2 separate regions of the Homo sapiens genome follow, and region 1 is linked to region 2. A link is an interaction called in ENCODE POLR2A ChIA-PET data of the cell type or tissue named here. Cell type or tissue: MCF 10A. All regions are shown on one strand. Each heading gives the region's core, and the rest is flanking DNA. Links, peaks and the distances in the headings are about the cores only. Region 1 overlaps FRMD6-AS2 (FRMD6 antisense RNA 2). Region 2 holds the start of LINC00519 (long intergenic non-protein coding RNA 519).

Region 1 (10,524 bases), core at 3,657-8,656, 150 kb after region 2:
TTTATTATGAATAGGTGATAAATTTTGCGAATGCTTTTTCTACATCTATTGAAACAGTCATATGGGTTTTCTTCTTTATTGTGTTAATATGGTGAATTACATTTGGTTTTTTTGTTTGTTTGTTTTGTTTGTTTGTTTGTTTGAGATGGTGTTTTGCTCTGTTGCCCAGGCTGGAGTGCAGTGGCACGATCTCGGCTCACTGCAAGCTTTGCCTCCCAGGTTCACACCATTCTCCTGCCTCAGCCTCCCGAGTAGCTGGGACTACAGGCCCCTGCCACCACGCCCGGCTAATTTTTTGTATTTTTAGTAGAGACGGGGTTTCACCGTGTTAGCCAGGATAGTCTCGATTTCCTGACTTTGTGATCCGCCGCCTAGGCCTCCCAAAGTGCTGGGATTACAGGCGTGAGCCACTGCGCCCAGCCTACATTTGTTTTTTGTTTTTTATTTTTATTTATTTATTTATTTTTTATTGTTAAATCAATCTTGCATTTCTGGAATAAAATGTGCTTTGTCATGGCTGGGCCCTATGGCTCACGCCTGTAATCCCAGCACTTTGGGAGGCCGAGGCGGGCGGATCACGAGGTCAGCAGATCGAGACAATCCTGGCTAACACGGTGAAACCCCATCTCTACTAAAAATACAAAAACTTAGCCGAGCGTGGTGGCAGGCCCCTGTAGTCCCAGCTACTCGGGAGGCTGAGGCAGGAGAATGGCGTGAACCCGGGAGGCGGAGCTTGCAGTGAGCCAAGATAGCGCCACTGCACTCCAGCCTGGGCGACAGAGCGAGACTCCATTTCAAAAAGAAAAAAAAAAAAAAAAAAAAAGCTACTTTGCCATGATATGTTATTTTAATATTTCTGGATTTAATTTGCCAACATTTTATTAAGAATTTTTGTCTATCATGAGAAATACTTTATTTTTTTTTCCGTGATGTCTTTGTCAGATTTTGGTATTAGGGTTGTAAAATTGGTTGCAGCATGTCCTGTATTCTTTTTATATTCTGAAAATGTTTGTGTAAGATTGCTGTTATTTCTTTTATGAATGTTTGATTCACCTTTCTATGGAAATCATTTGCACCTAGAGTTTTATTTGGGGGAAGGTTTTGGATAACAAATTGACAGAGACAGACTCCGTCTCAAAAAAAAGAAGTTAATACTTACATAGACACAGGGCTATTCAGATGTTCTGTTTCTTCTGGGATCAATTAAGTTGTATTTTCCAAGATTTTTTATTTAATCTAAAAACTTTGTTTATAACATAAAGTTTTTCATTTTTTTAAAATTTAAAATGCTCATAGAATCTATAATGATAACCCCCTTTTCATTCCTTAGTGATTTGTGTTTCTCTTTCTCTCTGTGTTTCAATTAATCTAGCTAGGGGTTTGTCAATTTTTTAAATCTTTTTTAAAAAATCAGCTTTTGGGCGGGGCATGGTGGCTCACGCCTCTAATCCCAGCACTTCGGGAGGCCAAGGTGGGCAGATCACAAGGTCGAGAGTTCCAAACAAGGCTGGCCGATATGGTGAAACCCTGTCTCTACTAAAAATACAAAAATTAGCTGGCGCAGTGGCAGCTACTTGGGAGGCTGAGGGAGGAGAATTGCTTGAACCCGGGAGGCGGAGGTTGCAGTGAGCCGAGATTGCGCCACTGCAGTGCAATCTGGGCAACAGAGCGAGACTCCGTCTCAAAAAAAACCAAAAAAAAACCAGCTTTTGGTTTTGGTAATTTTCTCTTTTATCTATCTATTGTCTGTCTATTTTGGTTATTTCTGCTCTTATCTTTATCTTTTTTGCTCTTATTTTTATCATTCTCTGATTTTTAATTTTTCTATTTTTACTTATATGCATTTTAAAGCTGTTTTAGCTGAATTCCACAAATTTTGGTACATTGTATCTTCATTCAGTTCAAAACATTTCTTAGTTTCCCTTGTGATTTTTGTCTTTGACTTATGAATTAAGATGGTGTTGTTTAATTTCTAGATATTTATGGGTTTTCTAGATGCCATATTGTTATTGATTTCTCATTTAATTCCACTGTGGCCAGAAAATACACTCTGTATATTTCATTCATTAAAATTTATTGATTTATTGTCCAGCATATGGCCTATTTTTAAAAATGTATTATGTGAACTTGAATAGAATACATATTCTGCAGTTGCTGGATGTTTGTTCCATAAATGCCAGTTAGATAGTGATCAATAGTATTGTGCATACCTTCAGTATTTATGTAGATGTTTTTTCTGGTTTTTCTATGAATTGCTTACTAATGGGGTTCTAAAATCACCTGATATAATTGTGGAATCTATCTGTCCCCTTAATTCTGTGAATTTTTGCTTCATGTATTTTTGGGAACTGTTATTAGATGCATATGCATTTATAATATTTATGTCTTCCTGGCCAGGTGCGGTGGCTCACGCTTATAATCCTAGCACTTTGGGAGGTGGAGGCGGGTGGATCATGAGGTCAGGAGATCAAGACCATTCTGGCTAACACAGTGAAACCCTGTCTCTACTAAAAATACAACAACAACAACAAAAAATTAGCCGGGCGTGGTGGCAGGCGCCTGTAGTCCCAGCTACTTGGGAGGCTGAGGCAGGAGAATGGCGTGAACCCAGGAGGCGGAGCTTGCAGTTAGCCGAGATAGCGCCACTGCACTCCAGCCTGGGTGACAGAGCCAGACTCCGTCTCGAAAAAAAAAAAAAAAAATTGATGTCTTCCTGATGAATTATTCTTTTTATCATTATAAAATTCCCAGTGCTGTTTTTAAAGAAACATTCGGCATTCTTGGAAAATGAAGACATGGTAACTAAAATTTAAAAATATGTACATTTAGATAAGGTTCAGTTAATACAGTTGAAGAAATCTCACAGCAAATGGAACAATAACAACAAAGTAAACAATAGTGATAGAAAGTGGTAGATAAATGACAAGAGTCCAAGAGGATTTCTCTAGGAAGCCCAGCATTCAAATAATAACAGAGTTTAAAAAAAGAAGAAAGAAAGAAAATGAAAAATAGGAAAAAGGAAAACAAGAGGAGAAAATTACCCAAGAAATGATATAAGAATATTTTCCCATTTTATGCCCTTATAAAGGGCTGGAGGAGGGAATTTGTTCCTTTTGCCCTTCTGCCTCTGCCATGTGAGGACACACTGTCCATCTCTCCAGAAGACGCAGCATTCAAGGTGCCATCTTAGGGGCAGACACCAGACCCTATGAGGCAACTGGACCTGGTAATGCCTGATCTTGAACTTTCCAGCCTCTAGAACGGTTAGAAATAAATTTCTTTTCTTTATAAATTAAGAATATGCATATATTTCCCCTAAGTGAAGGACACAGTTTACCAGCTTCAAAAGACCTACATAGGACCCAGCACAATGAAGGTTAAAGAGCTACACCAAGACTCAAAGACTCATCACTGTGAAATTTCAGAATGCTGGGTGTTCTAGGGACTTCTTTCTCTGGCTCAATTGCTGAAGGAATTATTATTATTATAATAATAATTATTTTTTGAGACGGAGTCTCTCTCTGTCGCCCAGGCTGGAGTGCAGTGGTGCGATCTCAGCTCACTGCAAGCTCCACCTCCCAGGTTCACGCCATTCTCCTGCTTCAGCCTCCCGAGTGGCTGGGACTACAGGCACCTGCCACCACGCCTGGCTAATTTTTTGTATTTTTAGTAGAGACAGAGTTTCACCGTGCTAGCCAGGATGGCCTCGATCTCCTGACCTCGTGATCTGCCCACCTCAGCCTCCCAAAGTGCTGGGATTACAGGTGTGAGCCTCCGCACCCAGCCTGCTGAAGGAATGATTTTAACTGTGAGAGAAAGACTTATTCAAGGAGAACCAACAGGGACCCTCCTTTTCAGTTCCTGAATCTTAGCCTCAGCTCACCTGAACTTAGCCTCACAGCTGAAGCACCCTGTCAAAAATTCTGAGCAGCCCTGTTCCCCTCACCCAGATTTCTGGTTCATGTAAATCTTTGAAATGCTCCTAGTACTCAAGCACTGAGGCGCCAGGAATCTTTGTTTAGCCACCTTACCAAGTTAATCCCCAAGGCTGTGCTTTAAGTCTGTTACCAGATTTAATTGAGGATAATGTAGTGTATCCTTCCTTAGGAGAATATTTGTCCCTACATGTGATAAGACCTAATGGTTACCCCTTGAACACTTATTAGTTGATACCCTTGAGCAGTTTGGGAAATAATTTTCAAATGAGGTATAATGAGCTCAAGTCTTTTGGAAGTCATCCAAATGAGGGTGCCCAGGCCAACAGGAAAAGCACTGGGAATAAAGTGAGAGCTGAGCTTCTGCCCCTGCCGGTCCTGCTGCTTGTGCTTCCCACGTCAGGATAATGATTTACAGCTGGAGTTTTCTAGGGCTGTACTAGCCTTGGAGACAATCAGGATTTGGCTTTAAATTATATGTGTATGTGGTCTCAGCTACCTCCCAGTTTTGTGTTGGTTCTAATTCATGGCCTATCTTATTTTAAAAGGCCAGTAAAGGCTGATCTTGACCCAGCCACTTGTTGGTCTGTTGCAGTTTCTAAGTAACCGCGCATGGCCACCATCACTACTGCTCCTCTGCTGCCTCAGCTGACTCTGACCCTGGCAGACAGTGTTTCTCCAGAGGTCACAGCTTCTGACCAACCTAAAATGACCTGGCCAGTAAGTGAGCACGACTCTTTATGCTTCCAGAAGTAGGCCTGTTCTTCCTGTTCTACACACCCTCCATTGAGGAAATTTGAACAGATTGAAACTAGTACACCTTTCATATGAAGGTATTACCTGGATTCTCACCAAAAACCTCTCTTGCTGATTCTGGACCTGTGCCCCAGGTTAGGGCATAGGCTTCTGGCTCTATCTCAGGGAGTTTTCTGCCTTTTGAGAGCAGTACTTTCTCCGCCTACCCCTTTCTCTTATTCCCAGCCACACCCTTGAGGCAGGAGCATCTTTATCTCCCACTTATTACTAAGGACTTGTAGTCCTGGTCTTGGAGCTAATTTCTATGCTTTCTTTACTTTTTTTTTTTTTTTAAATCCCAAGATGTATTAAAATCCTATGCAATTTCCCCTGACCTAGAGCTATCCCAGCATTCTCAAAGCTGCATGACTCAAAGGAAGACATCCCCTGGAGCTCTTCTTACTAATCATAGTTAACATTTATTGAGCACGTATCACATTATCTCATTTATCATCACAAAAACCCTACGAAATCTATTTGTTACAGATGAGAACACTTGGCTTAGAGAATCTATGTCACTTGCCCTAAGTTTATAGATAAAAATAGATAAGCAGGGGTTTGAATCCAGATCTCTCTCTATCCAGAGCCCATGCTTTTAATCACAGCATCACTTCTAGGTCTGGATTTTAACCGTGTGTACAGATTTCAATTTCATTTCAAGTTAGGAAAACGCTGGGGTGCTTATTTGTCATCATTGCTGTGATTAGCAAAGTGAGAATAGAGACAGGAGTTGGAAATTTCCCTGCCCTTAGAACTCTGAAAGACAAAGCAGTTAAACACTACATCACAAAAGTTCATTATGCTTAGATAACAGAGAAGAGGGTGGAGTGGTAGCAAAGTCAACAGGAATTTACAATGGCAGTTTGGGACTGGCGGGAAAGATTTAGGCCTCAGAATCCTAGGCAGTGCATCTGAAATGCAGAAATCAGTGGGGCTGGTGGGGCCGGAGGAGTTTTCAGAGGGCACAGTGGTCTTGAATTTGCCTTTGAACTAGTGAGATTTTGGTTTGTAGAAAGGAAGAGGGAGAATTCTCCCAGGTAGAAGACAGCTGGAGCCAAGGGAGAGAGGAGAGAATGAGTGTGGGTATTTGGGATGGCATTGGAGTGGGCCAGCCCACACTGGGGAGTGATGCAGGATAAGTTTGAGAAGGATCTTGAGAGACAGATTCAAAAGCTTGGAATTGAATGTGAAGGCAATGGGGAACCACAGAAGGCCTTTGAACATGGGAGAGGTGGGCGAACAAAAATGATACAGAATGTTTTGTTCACAGCGTGACTCATTTTGCCCTATCAAACAGCTGTAACTGGAGTCAAGCTATTAACACTGCACTAAAGATTTAGGTTCTATTATCTGTTCAGCCATAGAGCCATGTTCTTTCTGCAGAGATATTTTTCTAAACTGAGGGAAAGCCTTATGTGAAAAATGAGAGGTTGCTCACTGGCTCAGGGAAAAGTGAGCTAGACAGTCTGAATGACAGAGTCATCAGTTATGATAATCCCCACTTCCAATGCATAGATGTACCTGCCAAGAGAGTGACAATGCTTGTTTAAGCTAGCCAAGACATGCTCTCTCTCTTAGATGGTGTCAGAATACACAAATTTGTATTCTCTGGTCCCCCTTTTCCTAGATTCCAAGCCAATTATATTTTTCATTATTTCCTCATCCAGGAGACTATGCCATTTATTTGGGTACAAATTGATTTACATTAACAGCATTGGAACCTGAGGATATATGTGGGTCACCTAGCTCCTGATTAGATTTAAGAAATGCCTTATTTTTCATGGTTCAATGAAGTAAACAAACTGTCCTCTTTGCCATAGAGTTAGGAAGCACTATGATGTCAGGAGTAACTTTTGCTACGAGCTGATTTCACCCATTCCAAATTGATAATATGTTCAACTTCAGAGAGTGTTCTTAGCCCCAGGTTCTAGGAGGGCTGTGGCCACCTAAGATCTTACAGCTTTCTTTTCCTCTCTACATACAGCATGAGCCATTGTGATGCTATTAGCATATTTCGTGGTTTCTCTATTTGTTGAATCTATGAGCGCCATGAGGAAACCTCTATTTTCCCCCTTGGGTTGGATTCAAAACCTAACATAGATATGCTATTATGGTTTACCTGTATATTCTAGCTAGCAACATTTAAAATTCTCATTTATAAACTTTCTAGATCATCAAAGGATGAAACAGGTAATAACTGAGATGCCTTTTCCCAAACTTTTTGCCAAAGTGCTCATGAAATTACATGAAAAGCGTGAAAAAGGGAGGACAATAAGCTGTAAATTTAAGATGGAGAAAAGCCATATGCTGAGGTCCACAGAGAATGTCTACTAACGTAATTGTCGATGGAATGGATTGAGAAGCATGTAAGCACGTGCTTACATGCTGAACCAGAGAAGCCCAGCTGGTACTGAAACATAATAGAGAACAAATGTACCTTGCCCTCATCATTTGCCCCCGGCTATTTTAGGACCCTGGGGCTGCCCTGGCCAGAAAAGTAAATGGTTCAACTAGGAACCGTTCAACTATCTTCTGCACCAACAGAAGTCAAATCCAGAGTCATGCCTTCCACTCAAACTATCAATTTCTCTCTTTCCACATCCATTCGGAGACTCTGGCTCCCAGACCACAGCTGGGCATAGAGACAAGCAGAGGTGTGTTGCATCTTAGAATGGATGCTATGTAATAAAAAGGACCGTAACAGGGAGAGAGATAAGAAGGCAGGGGCCAACGCATGCTGGGAGGGAATGTGGTCTTTTATGTGCTGCTGTCTAAAACAGGACCGTAGATTGCCTCCCAGTCTTTCTTTTACCAGTCAGAAATTGCAGCAGTTGGAGCAGGAGAGACCCCAACCTAATGCTGAGACACCTGAACAAGCTAAATCTCTGTGGACTTTGAAAACAGGTAGAAACTATCTTCACCAGTTTACTCTTTATACCTGCTTTACTTGCACTCAAGAGGAGAGTGAGGGAGTATGAAGACCCTTCACCAATACTCTGCTGGCAAGTGCCAGGAGTGAACATAGTGTTCTCTTTTCCAGTATGAATAGGTGGAGAGATGCCCAAAGGGGACCTATAAAAAGAATACTGCAAGATAAGGGAAAAGAAGCTTTTCCATTAAAACTTGAAGCAAGACTACATATCCAAAAATAAATTTTTCCAGGAAAGAGACTTTTTCAGTAGACATATTTTTGGTATCCCTTAAGAAAACTGAGAAGGCATAGCCTCTATGAGATGGGAGTCAGGGGCCATCAGGAGAAAATAGATTGGGATGCAGGCAGATTGGCAAAGGTTGAAATAAGAAATAAGGGCAAATATACCAAAACTATAATAGCAGAATTAAAACTTCTACTGAAGAGAGTAACTATAGGGAAGACTGCAGAAATCAAACCAGTAAAGTAGAACACAAATTAAGGAGTGAAAGGATTAAGATGAAAGCGTTCAGCGAGAAGACAGAAAACACAGATCTAATCTAGGAGTTACATTTGTTCCCAATGAAGAAATTGAACAAAATACTAGAAACAATGTTCAAACATATGGCAGAAGAAAACTTTCCTGCCTGCAGAAGAGATCTGAGATGAATTAAAATTACCAGACTCACATAGAGACATAGCTTGTAAAATGTTTTGATTTTCCAGGTTAAAGAAAGAATCAGAGATTTATAGAGAAATAAACAGGTTACTAACAAGGAAATGAACATTAGGATGGGATCAGACTTCTCAACCCTGAAGGCTAAAACACCATTTTAGGAGACAAGGTGGTATCTCAAGAATTCCATGTTCACCCAACGTGATGTTTACGTGCAAAGGCTGTAGGAATTCATTTTCATATTTACAAGAAGACAGAAAATACACACCACACAGTCCCTTCTTGAAAAAAGAATTTTAATTTGCAGCCCCATTGATTAATAGGTGAATTGGCATGAGGATACAAGGGGGGAAACAAGTAGAAGATGACTTGCAGTGAGTGTTGGAGACTATTCAAAATATAAAATAAATAATTGCCTTGAATATGATTATAAAACTGTATGCAAAAGCTGACAGATGCTGTTGAAAAAAAATTTAAGTATTATAAACTTTAAATTGGGTAAGCAAAAATTGATAAATGGGAAAAGAGCAGTATATTTCATGTTCTCCATAATGAGCTAGTGTTCTTTTCTTTTTCTTTTCTTTCTTTCTTTCTTTTCTTTTTCTTTTTTTTTTTTTTTTTTTGGAGACAGAATCTCACTCTGTCACCCAGACTGGAGTGCAGTGGCACGACCTCAGCTCACAGCAACCTCTGTCCCTGGGGTTCAAGTGATTCTTGTGCCTGAGCCTCCCAAGTAGCTGGGATTACAGGCACGTGCCACCATGCTGGCTAATTTTGTATTTTCAATAGAGACAGGGTTTTGCCATGTTGGCCAGGCTGGTCTCCAACTCCTGCCCTCAGGTGATCCACCTGCCTCAGCCTCCCAAAGTGCTAGGATTGCAGGTGTGAGCCACTGCACCCAGACTGTTTTTTTCTATAGCATGTTATATGACATGTTATATCTTTCCCCCAACTAAAAAAAATGAGATAATGTTTTCTGTAACTGAGTGATTTTAGTTTGAAAATGACTTCTTCAACAGCATGCTTTTCAAGCCAGCATGTCTGTAAAACTGAAATTATTATAGGATCACATGGCTTCAATTGTGTATCTGGCTTCAACTGGCAATGAGGAAATCCTAATAAGCTGAGGCTTTAAGAAACTGCGGAAAGATACAAGATATATTATATGCATTTTTTTTCCTTCTCATTGGATTTTTTTTCCAAGTGAAGAAAAGCGCTGGCATCAGTGAGAATGAATAGTAGTCAGTGGAAACGTAAAGTAGAATGACTTTGGTAAGATAAGTTTTCTAATTTGATGTTTTGGTTAAAAAGTATCTATTTTAGTGCTTATGAGAATTCACTCAGGAATTCATGAATTCCAATTGAGCCAATGTAAAAATTTTGAAATAAAATGTTTCTCTATGGTGTTGGCTTTTGTTAAGCATTGATCTGAAGTGGGAGGGAGGAGGAATCTCGTGAGTTCTTCCATATGGTGTTCCTCAAAGAATGGGTGTGGGAAAGAGAAACTGGAAAGTATGCCTATGAAGAATGGAATAAATAATTATACCTTTAAAAAATACTATTGCAGGAAAGAGAATATTTTAGCAGACATATTTTGGTATCCTTAAGAAAACTAAAAAGGCATAGTCCCTATGAGATGGAAGTCGGGGACCACGAGGAGAAAACAGATCGGGATGCTATCTTTAGCCTAAATCATAGTCTTTGCCTCCTTTGCATTGACAGTTATACTGTAATATTTATCTTTGATGAATTTAGGTCTGTACACACCATAGTTGTCAAAAGAAAAAAAATGTGCCAGAAGAAATTCGGAGAAAACCTATAATATTGTGGTACAAATATTTGGTTCCTTGGGAAAATTTTGCTGCCACCTGATTTTTAATAAAATCAGAAGACCCAGGTGTTGGCCAGGGCAGAATTAACAACCTCCCCTACCTTGTAGCCCTCCAAAAATGCTAGTTAATTATGTCATTAATTACTGACAGCCCATCTGTGATTTCCAATCTTTAACGTTTCAAGTGAGTGAGAAGATGGAAGTAGTGAGAGTAACTTAGAAAAAAAATCACATAGGGCCACTTTTAGACCATAAACTCCCCCAAACCATTCATCATTGTGCGCTAAAGGGTTGGTTTAACATTTATGCGCACATTGTACAAACATGTTCACTCTTATAGGGTAGAAATTTTACCCTCCATGGTCACTCTTGTAGG
Region 2 (10,524 bases), core at 2,657-7,656:
AGTTCATTGTGATACATATATACATATATGTACTTTTTACTTTTAATACTACTTTAGGTGTATCATACAAGTTTTGACATGTCATGCTAATAATTTCTATCATGAGTTGTTAGCTCACAAGTTATTTGGAAATATGTTTTCTTTGTGTGGCATCATGGAAATATGTTTGATCTTTGTCCTTGGTTTTTGACAGAGCTCCTGAATCTCTTATAATTCTCTGAGTGATGGGGTGATAGGAGCATATATATATATATATATATATATATATATTTTTTTTTTTTTTTTTTTTTTTTGAGATGGAGTTTCACTGTTGTTGCCCAGGTTGGAGTGCAATGACGTGATCTTGGCTCACTGCAACCTCCACCTTCCAGGTTCAAGCAATTCTCCTGCCTCAGCCTCCTGAGTAGCTGGGATTACAGGCATGTGCCACCACACCTGGCTAATTTTGTATTTTTAGTAGGGACGGGATTTCTCCATGTTGGTCAGGCTGGTCTTGAACTCCCGACCTCAGGTGATCTGCCTGCCTCGGCCTCCCAAAGTGCTGGGATTACAGGCGTGAGCCACCACGCCAGGCTGATAGGAGCATATTTTGTTCTAATGAAGTGACTCTTGGTTGGGCCCTTAGATCACTTCAGGATGGGGACTGGTCACCAACCAGAAAACTTGATTAGAAGCCTAAAACTTTCAGCCGCACCCCTCAACCTCCAGGTAGGAAGAAGGGGCTGGAGATTGAGTTAATAATTGATCACTCCTTTGTGATTTAACTTCCTTAAAAAAATCCTAAACAATGGGGTTTGGAGAGCTTCTGGGTTGGTGAATGCATCCATATACTGGGAGGGTGCCACATCCCAACTCCACAGGACAGAGGCTCCTGAGCTTGGGACACATCTGGACTTCACTCTACATACCTGTTCATTTGGCTCATTTGTACCCTTTATAATAAACCAGTAAGTGCAAGTAAGGTGCTTTCCTGAATTCTGTGAGCTGTTCACAACCTGAAGGAGGGGATTATGGGATTCCACAACCTTGTAGCTAAGTCAGATGAGGCATCAGTAATCTGGGAACCTCATACTTGTGACTGATTCGTGGTACTGAGTCCTTAAACCTTTGGTGTCTGATACTAACTGTGGTTAGTTAGTGTCAGAATTGAACTGAATTGTAGAATACCCGGTTGGTGCCAAGGAATTGTAGAATTGGTTGTGGGTGTGGAAAATCCCCTACACATTTGGTGTCAGAATCTGTTGATGTCAGGCGGAAAAAACACCTTTCATTTGGCATGGGTGTTCCATTATTTGAAAGTTATGTTTTTCTGCCTCATCTCAGAATTCTAAATGTCACATAGGTCAATATTGATTATTATAATTATTTGAATCTTCTATGTCTTACCAATTTTTGGTCTAGGTGACTCGCTTTCTGACAAAGATGTGTTAAAATCTACCTCTGTGATTTTTTCATTTTTTCCCCTTATAATCTTGCAGCTTTTTGCTTTATATATTTTGAGACCATATTGTTTAGCACAACAGTCAAGGTCAGTCTCTCTTCCTGAAAAAAATTTCCCTTCTCATTTAGTGTGTTTAATACTAACAACTCTGTCTTAAATTCCATTTTGTCTGATTATAATAAGGCTCTCCTAGCTTTCTTGCACTTACTATTTGCCTGGCGTATCTTTTTTCATCTGTACCTTGTAAATATCATACAGTTCAAATTTCAAAAATTCCAGTCTGAGACTATAACCAGTGGTTTTAATTTTTTTACATATATTACTAGTATATTTGGATCTATTTCTTCCATCTAATTTTCTGTTTTTGCGTCATTCTCCTTTCTTTTTGCCCTTTTGGTCTATTTGAGTTTTGTTTTTCCTCTTCTTCTTTTTCTAGTTTGGGAGTTATACTTTTTATTTCTATTGTGATAATCTTTAAATTCTAAATTTAAATTATAGTGATAATCTTTAAATTCTTGTGACTAATACTTGACTAAGTTTAAAGTTAATGTTTCCCAAGCACTGTGAGGACTTCCACTTGTCTGTTCAGCTTTATTGAGTTACACCTGACAAACAAAAATTGTATATGTTTAAGGTGTCCAATGCAATGATTCGACATACATACCCATTGTGAAACCATCACCAGATTCAAGTGAATTAACACAATTTGTCACCTCACAGAGTTACTTTTTTGTGTGCTGAGAACACTAAAGTTCTTTTCTCTTAGCAAATTTTAAGTATACCATACAGTATTATTAACTATAATCACCGTGCTATGCATTAGATTCCCAGAACTTATCCATCCTATAATCGAAAGTTCGTACCCTTTATTTTACCATCTTCCCATTCCCTGCCCATCCAGCCCCTGAAAATCATCATCTACTGTGTGCTTCTATGAGTTCAACTTTTTAAAGATTCCACATATAAGTGAGGTCATATGTGAGGTCATGAGTGAGTATTTTTCTTTCTGTGTCTGGCTTATTTCACTTAGAATAATGTCCTTAGGGTTCATCCATATTGTTACAAATGGCAAAATTTCCTGCTTTTTTTATATTCATATGTGAGTGTGTGTGTGTATATATATCTAAAATGAGATATTATGTATACATACATGTATATAATGATGCTATATATACCTATATATGAAATTTATGTGGAATAATTTAGATATATCATTATATATGTAATTTATATATATATGTAATTTTGTGGATTATTTCACATTTTCTTTATCCATTCATCTGAGCTTACTTTTTAAACTCAGCTCCTCTTCCATTTCCATGTTATTAGTGACTACTATTGTCTTCTATCTAGTTCTAACTTCCTCATTAGTTGTCTGAATTATTATTATGCTTTGTTTACAGTTTCCATTTATCATCATATGTACTGATATTTGTGTTCATCATTGCATCTTGCTTTTTACTTCTTTGTTCTGGACTAAATTTCCTTAATGAAGTGTATTTTTAGTAGGTATTTCAGTGATGAATGGCAAATTCTCCTTTCCTTTTTCCATAAACATCTTTACTCTCCTCTCTGGGAGTTTTGTTGAGTTAGGTGTTGTATTCTAGGTTGACAGTTGTTTTCAAACAATAGCATGAAAATACAATGTGATTTTCTTGTGGGATATTCTGTTGCTGATGGGAAGTCTACTGGGGATCCAGCTGTCATTTTTTTGTTGGCAATTTGTATCTTCTCTTTGTTTGCTTTGGAGATTTTCTGCTGTTTTTGCTATTCTGCAATTTTACCACAGTGTGTCTAGTAGCAGATTCATTTTCATTTAGCCTCTTCAGCATTTGGGTACTTTTTCATTTTGAGGAATTACAATTCAGTTCTGGAAAAATCTTAGCCATTGTCTTTTCAATATTACCTCACCCTCATTCTCTCTTTTTTCTCTTTTTGGAGATTTATTTTGGACTTTCATACCCTAGCCTTTATATCTCTTAACTACTTTCATATTTCCTATCTTTTTATTATTCTCAGCTGTATTCTGCATAATTTCTTTAGATCTAGTTCCCATTTTTGTAATATTCTCTTCAACTCTGTTTAATCTGCCACATACTTTGAGCTTCTAATTTTATTTTTTTGTTATTATTATTTTTGAGACAAGGTCTCACTGTGTCACCCAGGCTGGAGTGCAGTGACATGATCTCGGCTCACTGGAACTTCAGCTTCCTGGTTCAAGTGATTCTTATGCCTCAGCCTCCCAAGTAGCTGGGATTGCAGGCATGCACCACTATGCCCAGCTAATTTTTGTATTTTTAATAGAGATGGGGTTTTGCCATGTTGGCCAGGCTGTTCTTGAACTCATAGCCTCAAGTGATAGACCCTCTTGGCCTCCCAAAGTGCTGAAATTACAGGTGTGAGCCACCGTGCCTGGCCTTGAACTTCTAATTTTAAGCACTATATTTTTCATTCCTATAAATTCTGTTTTTTAAAAATCTGTCCTTTTTCATACTTTTATTATTTTTTAACAAAGTTTTAATAATTTTAAATATACATATTTTTTTAGTCTGTTTCAGTTCTCTTCTCTCCCAGTACTTGGAATGATAATTCTCTCATGTATTAATTACATCTTCTGGCATTCCATTCCCTCTTGGTCCTTTATTCTTGTGTGTGTGTGTGTGTGTGTGTGTGTGTGTGTGTGTTTGTGTGTGTGTATTGTAATACTTTATTTTTAAATAGAGTTCATTATCAGCAGGTTGTGTTTTTCCTTGTGGGATTTCTGTGTTCTCAGTTGGTTTAAGTGTCCCTCCAAGAAATAGCTTACACATGGTTTCCGGAAAGTTCAATATTTCTTGCTATTGGTTACAACAAAGAGGATAGAACTAGCAGCCACTGAGAGACAAATCCCAAGTGAGCAAGGACGAAATGAATGGAGCAAGGACCTAGAGAAAGTGAGAAGCTAAAGGATGAGGAGCCCAGGTATAGTACAGCTTTATAAAAAGGAACAGGAATATGTCTTTCTTTTCAATAGGAGGGAAGGTAAAACTGTGACGAAAAACACAGAAAATTTTGAGGAAAAACTTGAGAGAAGCCCCAAGAAATGATTTATTCTTCTTAGAATGACAAGAGATGAGTTGTCTTTGCAGGTAAGGCAGTCAGATAGTTATGTGTCTGAGGAGACTAATGCTGTTAGAAGTGCTGAAGGGCAACAGGAAAAGTTAACAGAAAGGATTGTCAAGAAGGAGGGAGGGCCCAGCCAGGATTTAGAGAAAATAGACTTGTGGGATACAATCTATGTGCTTTGGTGATTTTTCCCACACTACTTGGCAGCTATGGATAGAGGGAAGATAAGTATGGGTTTGCCAGATTCGATGATTGACAATCCAGCCATAGGAGGCAGTTTGGGAGTGAGCAATTCTAAGATTCCTGCAAAAGCCCTATTTAAATCATTTCTAATGGATTCCAGGCTGGGTAAGGGGCAAAAGAAGCCAGAAAGACTCTGATGAATGAGGAGACAAGAGAAGAATCTAGAAAATGGAGACTCAGTGAAGGTGAGGACAGATCAGCAGGGATGAGAGGGCTGTGGGGTAAGAAGTGCAGGAAGTAAGGTCAGGAAAGGGGATTTTCCAGCTTGAGCTCTTGGCCATGGAATAGTTCCCAGGGCCAAGCATACCAGTAATTATTTGTGGCTCAATTATTTCCTAGATCCTTGCTATCTGGAGGAAAAGTTAGTGGCTCTGAGCTGCAGCATGGGGTCTCTCAGCTCCTACTTTCTATTGTAAAAAGTGAGAATGTTAGCCTTGCAGAACTATTATCCTACTTTAAAAAAAGATACATATTAGGTGCTCAGCAGTTTACAACATCTCTGGTGATTGTGTCTAAAATTATCATATTCTAAAGCCATGAGGGGGTCTATCAAGGCAAATATTTTAACATCACTTGAGGACTTTGAGCCTTATTTCTTCAAATGCTTGCCCATGATTCCTGGAACCTTTGCTTTCTGGTTGAAGTCTTGGTTTAGCATGTGCAGCAAATAAAACAGAACACAGCCACTCCCTGAGAGCGTCCCCACCTCCCCTCTCCTCTCCTGTGACTTACGTTTTCCTCAGTGAGCTGGCTGCCACCTCTGCAGCTGCCCTTTGAAGCATTTCTCCAGAGTGGTGACTGTCATTAGCTGTGCTGCGGCTTGGCTGTTCTCCCTGCCAACTGTGGTTGTGTCTGCCCTCACTTTCCATAGGACGTGCTGGCAGGCTTGGTGCTTTACCAAATCACAGCGGCCTTTGTGGGTCTCTGTCAGCATTTCTTTCCTTTTGCTTTCTTTGTCTATGTTGTTTCTAGAAGGGAGCAGAACTTGGTTGCTGAGTCATCACTGGCTGTGATGTGGGAAGTCAGAACAGTTCTTTACCTTTTGTTTATTTGTGATCTCCTCCCTCTAGAATGCTGAGAGTGTTTTGAAGGAGAAGATTCATAGGAAGAAACAAATTTAACCAGGATAATAGGTTGGGATGGGACACACTTCCAGTCCAATCTTGCTGTCCACTTGGTGGTAGGGAGGGGTCAATTCACTGTGCTGTTTCATTGGGACTTACTTTGGCATCCTCATACTGAGTTAAGTGTAGAGAACACAGTGATGGGATTGCATTAGCCTTCAAAAAGATGCTTACTTGTGACTGGCCTACTTAGAAAAATGGAGTGGAAAAAAAAAAAGGAATGTTTTGATGCAGAAAGAAAAATAAGGTAGTAGAAGGTAGAAATAGAGAACTACAGTGAAGGACCAAGCAGATGGGCTGTATCAGCTCTAAAACGTCCCTGGACTGTGTTCTTCCTGGCCATGTCCTGGATTTTCCATTCCTGCTGACATTTCCAAGTCATAAATCAAGGAGGAATACTCGAAGAGCCTTACGATTTCGTTGAAATATGAGCAGCCAGGACATCCTCTGGGTGGAGTAGGACTTGCAGGTGCTGGAGGTGGGCGGGCAGGACATGAGTTGAACAGCAGGCAGGGATATTGGGCAGGGTGGCCATTGCCCATGGAGTCCAAAATTTCACCTTTTTATAAGAAACTTTGGGATTTGGGCCTATGAAGGACAGCCCAGTGAGTCATTTCTCCGGGGCTGGGATGGGAAATTACTAGTTTTTGGTCTTATGATTGTGAAAGTCTGCAGATGTGCAACCATAAGTCTTTTTTATTCTCCTTTACTCTGCCTTTTAAAACTTTACAGTTAACAAAACCTTCCCTATTCTGCCCCAAGTGGATCAAATCCTTTTTCTCTCATCTGACTCCATTATAGTCTTGAGAACTAGCTAGGCACTTTTCAGATTAAGAAGCTATGTCTTGCCCAAATTCCTGTCCTCGTGACAAGTTTTCCCCAAATCTAGGACCAATTCCTGATCAACTGCTTTACATATTCAGATCAATGATGGCTTCAGTTCTGTGCATATTCTAACACTTGACATGGACATCTATCTTAAGGGCTTAAGGACTATTCTTTTTTTTTTTTTTTTTTTTGAGACGGAGTCTTGCTCTGTGGCCCAGGCTGTAGTGCAATGGCATGATCTCGGATCACTGCAACCTCCGCCTCCCAGGTTCAAGCCATTCTCCTGTCTCAGCCTCCTGAGTAGCTGGGATTACAGGCGCCCACCATCACGCCTGGCTAATTTTTGTATTTTTAGTAGAGATGGGGTTTTACCATGTTGGTGAGGCTGGTCTTGAACTCCTGACCTCGTGATCCGCCTGGCTTGGCCTCCCAAAGTGCTGGGATTACAGGTGTGAGCCATCGCGCCTGGCCCTTTAAGGACTATTCTTAATTGCCTGATGCCATAGGCTGTGGGTTGTGACTGTGAGATAGGTACTGTGCTAATCTCTAGACATTCATGATTTTGTTTACATTTTACACCCCTGTGAAGTAGATATTATTATTCTCATTTTATGGCATAATAAAATGAGGTTCAGAAGAGTTACATAAAGTGACAAGAAGCTGGTGGTAGCTGAGCTAGGATTTGAACCCAGATCTATCCTACCTCAAAGCCTAAGTGCCTAACCAGTCTGCTGGAGACTCAATCTGGAGTCCATGCCCCTGTCACCCCTAGATTTTATGTGACCTTTTGTACATGTGTTTTTCTGGGAAGCGGGATCCTGGTCTATATCAGATTTTCAAAGGGCTACGATCCCACAAAGCTAAGAACACTGTACTTAACTATTAGAGTTGGTGGATCAGTTAGGATGCTCTTGGTTGCAAACAAAGCAGAACTGAACTCAAACTGGCTGTGTCAGTGTTCACGCACAGTTTAATCAGGATTCCTGCTCTGTTTCTCTGTAACAGTCCTGGCTTCATCCTCCTAGTGTGTAGGCTTTGTCCTCAGGCTTCCCTTATTGATAGCAAAATGCCTGCAACAGTTCTGGGTCCAATGTCTGCACACACAGGTCCAAAAGAAGAGCCAAAAGAAGGTCCAAAGGAAGAACATTTCTCTCCTCTCTACTGTCCAACAAAACTTGTGGGCTTCATTCTTGGCCATGGGGCCAAGTAAGATCCTGTGCCCCTGTCTTGAGCAGTCATGGGAACTGGGGGACGCCGTGCAAGGGTTGGCTGCAGCATGTATTCCTTGTGTATTCCTGAATCAATCACAGTCTTAATGAGGATAAGATTACATTGAGTGCCTTAGGCCACTGCAGCGGGGAGTAGGGTCATTTTTACCTCACTGACATGGCTGATTCCTAATGGTCAGGGGAGAGGTGAAGTGGATGATGGGCAGGCATCCAGCAATACCCAAAATAGTTAGTATTCTTCCTGTGGCAACTCAAAGATTTTGCAACAATCTCCATATCTTAATGGGACAAGATGAAAGCAAATTCAGCTTCTAGGAGGAAACTTTTTGGCATTTCATTGTTCTCTTTGATTTGAAGAGTTTAATATGCTGCCTTTTCTCATCCCCAATCAGAGTCTATTTAGTGAGGCAAGATGTCCCTACCAATGAAGAGATATTTCCTTTAGATGCAGTTCTAATTAGAACTGCCGCTTCTGAGAAACACTTTCATGGCCTGAGTTACAAACTCCTCTGGAATATTTTCCTCTTGTTTAAGAATGCATAGTCTCAGAATCCAAGGGTGGCTGGGAAGAGGAAGAGCAATTGAAAATGAGAATGTGAAAGAAGACAGAAGTCTTTTTTATGAGAACTTAAGCAGAGTGATGACTGCATGTGTCTGAAAATATAATTATCCTCTTTTGTTTGCTTGATAGAGTTTTGATAGATAGAATCTTGACAGCTCTGTTATGAAATGTTAAAATGTAATTTAGGTTAAAAATCTTAATTATCTTAAATTATAGTCTGAAGTCATGTTCTAGACTTTGATCCTTTTATCATGTGTGACACAGCAGAGGCTGCAGGTGCAGCTAATCCAGCTGCTGTGTTTGCATAAAAGTGAAAAAAGTGGTTGATTGGCTCACTGGACACCCTTGGAGGGGATATATGTGTGCGTAGAAGGAAACCAGTGGGATTTGCCTTCTGCCCGGCAATCCCTAGATGATGCTCTTAACTTTAGAGCAGAGGAGCATTGTGGGTACTTATATTCATTAGAGAATAAAGCCCAAGCTCCTTAGTGCAACATTCAGGCCCTTAAGGACATGGTCGTAAACTACCCTTTCAGGATCAGGGAGACATATGTGCAGTGAAGAGGGTGTGGGCTTCAGAGTCAGACACTAGTCTCCTACCTCCCCCCACTGACTTGCTAAGCAAACTAGGATTTGCTATTTAAGATCTCTAAGCTTCAGTTTCTTCTGTTTACCGTATATGCAAAGAAGACACACTGACCTTCCTTGTGGGGTTGAATCACCGCATCACTCCTCTGTACTCTCCCAGATCTCTGCTTCCTCTCTCTTCCTCTCTCCCTTTCTTACATTGTTATTTTTCTTTCATGTGGCCTCTCTCTCTCTTTCTCTCTCTCCCCCGCCAATCAAGGAGATGGAATGTTCATTAGGGACATGGACTGCATGTCCTCCCCTCCCTTTATCCCCTAGTCTTAGTACAGCAATTGGTCACATGATTAAGTGCTAGATACAACTTTGCTAAAATGAGTGCTCAACAACATCCTTCGTCATCCATTTGACCTTCTTAGCAAATGTCAATTAAAAAATGAAATACCGAAGTGAGTCAGAAGGAGAGAGGGCTGGTTGAGATGAGACAGCTTTGTATAGTGGGTGCTGGAGTTTGACCCAATGGGTTTAAGTTCTGGCTAAATGATGACCTTGGGCAAGTTACCATTCTGTGCTCAGTTTCCTCTGTAAGATGGGGATGACAATAGACCCTCTTTAGAGGGTTGCTATGAGAAAAAAATGAGATAATAAAAAATATACTTAGGAGAATGAGTACTTAATTAACATGACCTATTATTGTTCCCCCAGAAGATTAGTTCTGCCAGGTAAGAACTCGACTGTACACTCATGAAATTTGAGGCAAGTCTTATTCTTTCATGAGATGAAAACTGAGCAAGAGCAGAGAAATCCTTTTATGTCTTTCTCCTCACTTTGTTCAACGTGGGGAACAAGATATGTAGGACTATAGGATGTTTCCTGTAGACAACCTGAGCATTACTGAGGGAGAGAGGGAGTGTGTGAATCTTGTGCCCTGGCCTGACCACACGGCTGCCTATTTCACCATGTCAGGGGGCTGCCAGCCTCTGAGGCATTGTCCCTTTTGACATCTTCAGAAGCCACCCATCATGAAGACTAAATTCTACATCTGTCTTCTCTAGAAAACAGAGTAAAAAATCAACATATATTAGGCACTTATTGCATACCTATTATGACATAGACAATCTCATTTAATTCTCACAATAATCTCCTAAATTAGTTGCTACCATTATCTCAACCTCACAGAGGAGGAGACTGAAGAACAAAGCAGTCAAGTACACTGCCCAGGGTGTACTGGTTAGAAGTGGTAGAGGCAGAATTCGCATCCACCCCTGGCCCTGCTGCCTCCTCTGCTCATGATATCTGTGCCCCAGGGTTCCAGATGGGACCATGCATCCACGACACCCACAAGGCTGTCCATTCCTACATGGTGCTCTTCTGTTCTGACCTCCTAGTGAATGGTGATAAAGGTTA

Evidence for each region. Peaks named below come from ENCODE experiments on the same cell type or tissue, not always from the same donor. Only the 100,000 strongest peaks of a DNase experiment are listed, where the experiment ranks them.
Region 1: POLR2A ChIA-PET joins it to region 2 with 6 read pairs; 2 of 35 experiments call an interaction of 5 or more read pairs at or near these places.

What each region holds. Positions count from the first base shown.
Region 1 is chr14:51,468,817-51,479,340 of GRCh38, forward strand. The region is part of intron 2 of FRMD6-AS2 (FRMD6 antisense RNA 2); the gene reads right to left. It also overlaps a transcript of FRMD6 not described here. Among named protein-coding and RNA genes, the nearest start is that of LINC02310, 77 kb to the left of the region's middle. In MCF 10A, for the core only: no CTCF peak of the experiment used is centred there; no DNase peak of the experiment used is centred there.
Region 2 is chr14:51,322,609-51,333,132 of GRCh38, forward strand. It overlaps LINC00519 (long intergenic non-protein coding RNA 519), which reads right to left and starts at 5,777. Exons shown (of 2, transcript NR_145423.1): 1 at 5,522-5,777. In MCF 10A, for the core only: no CTCF peak of the experiment used is centred there; a DNase peak (open chromatin) is centred at 5,713.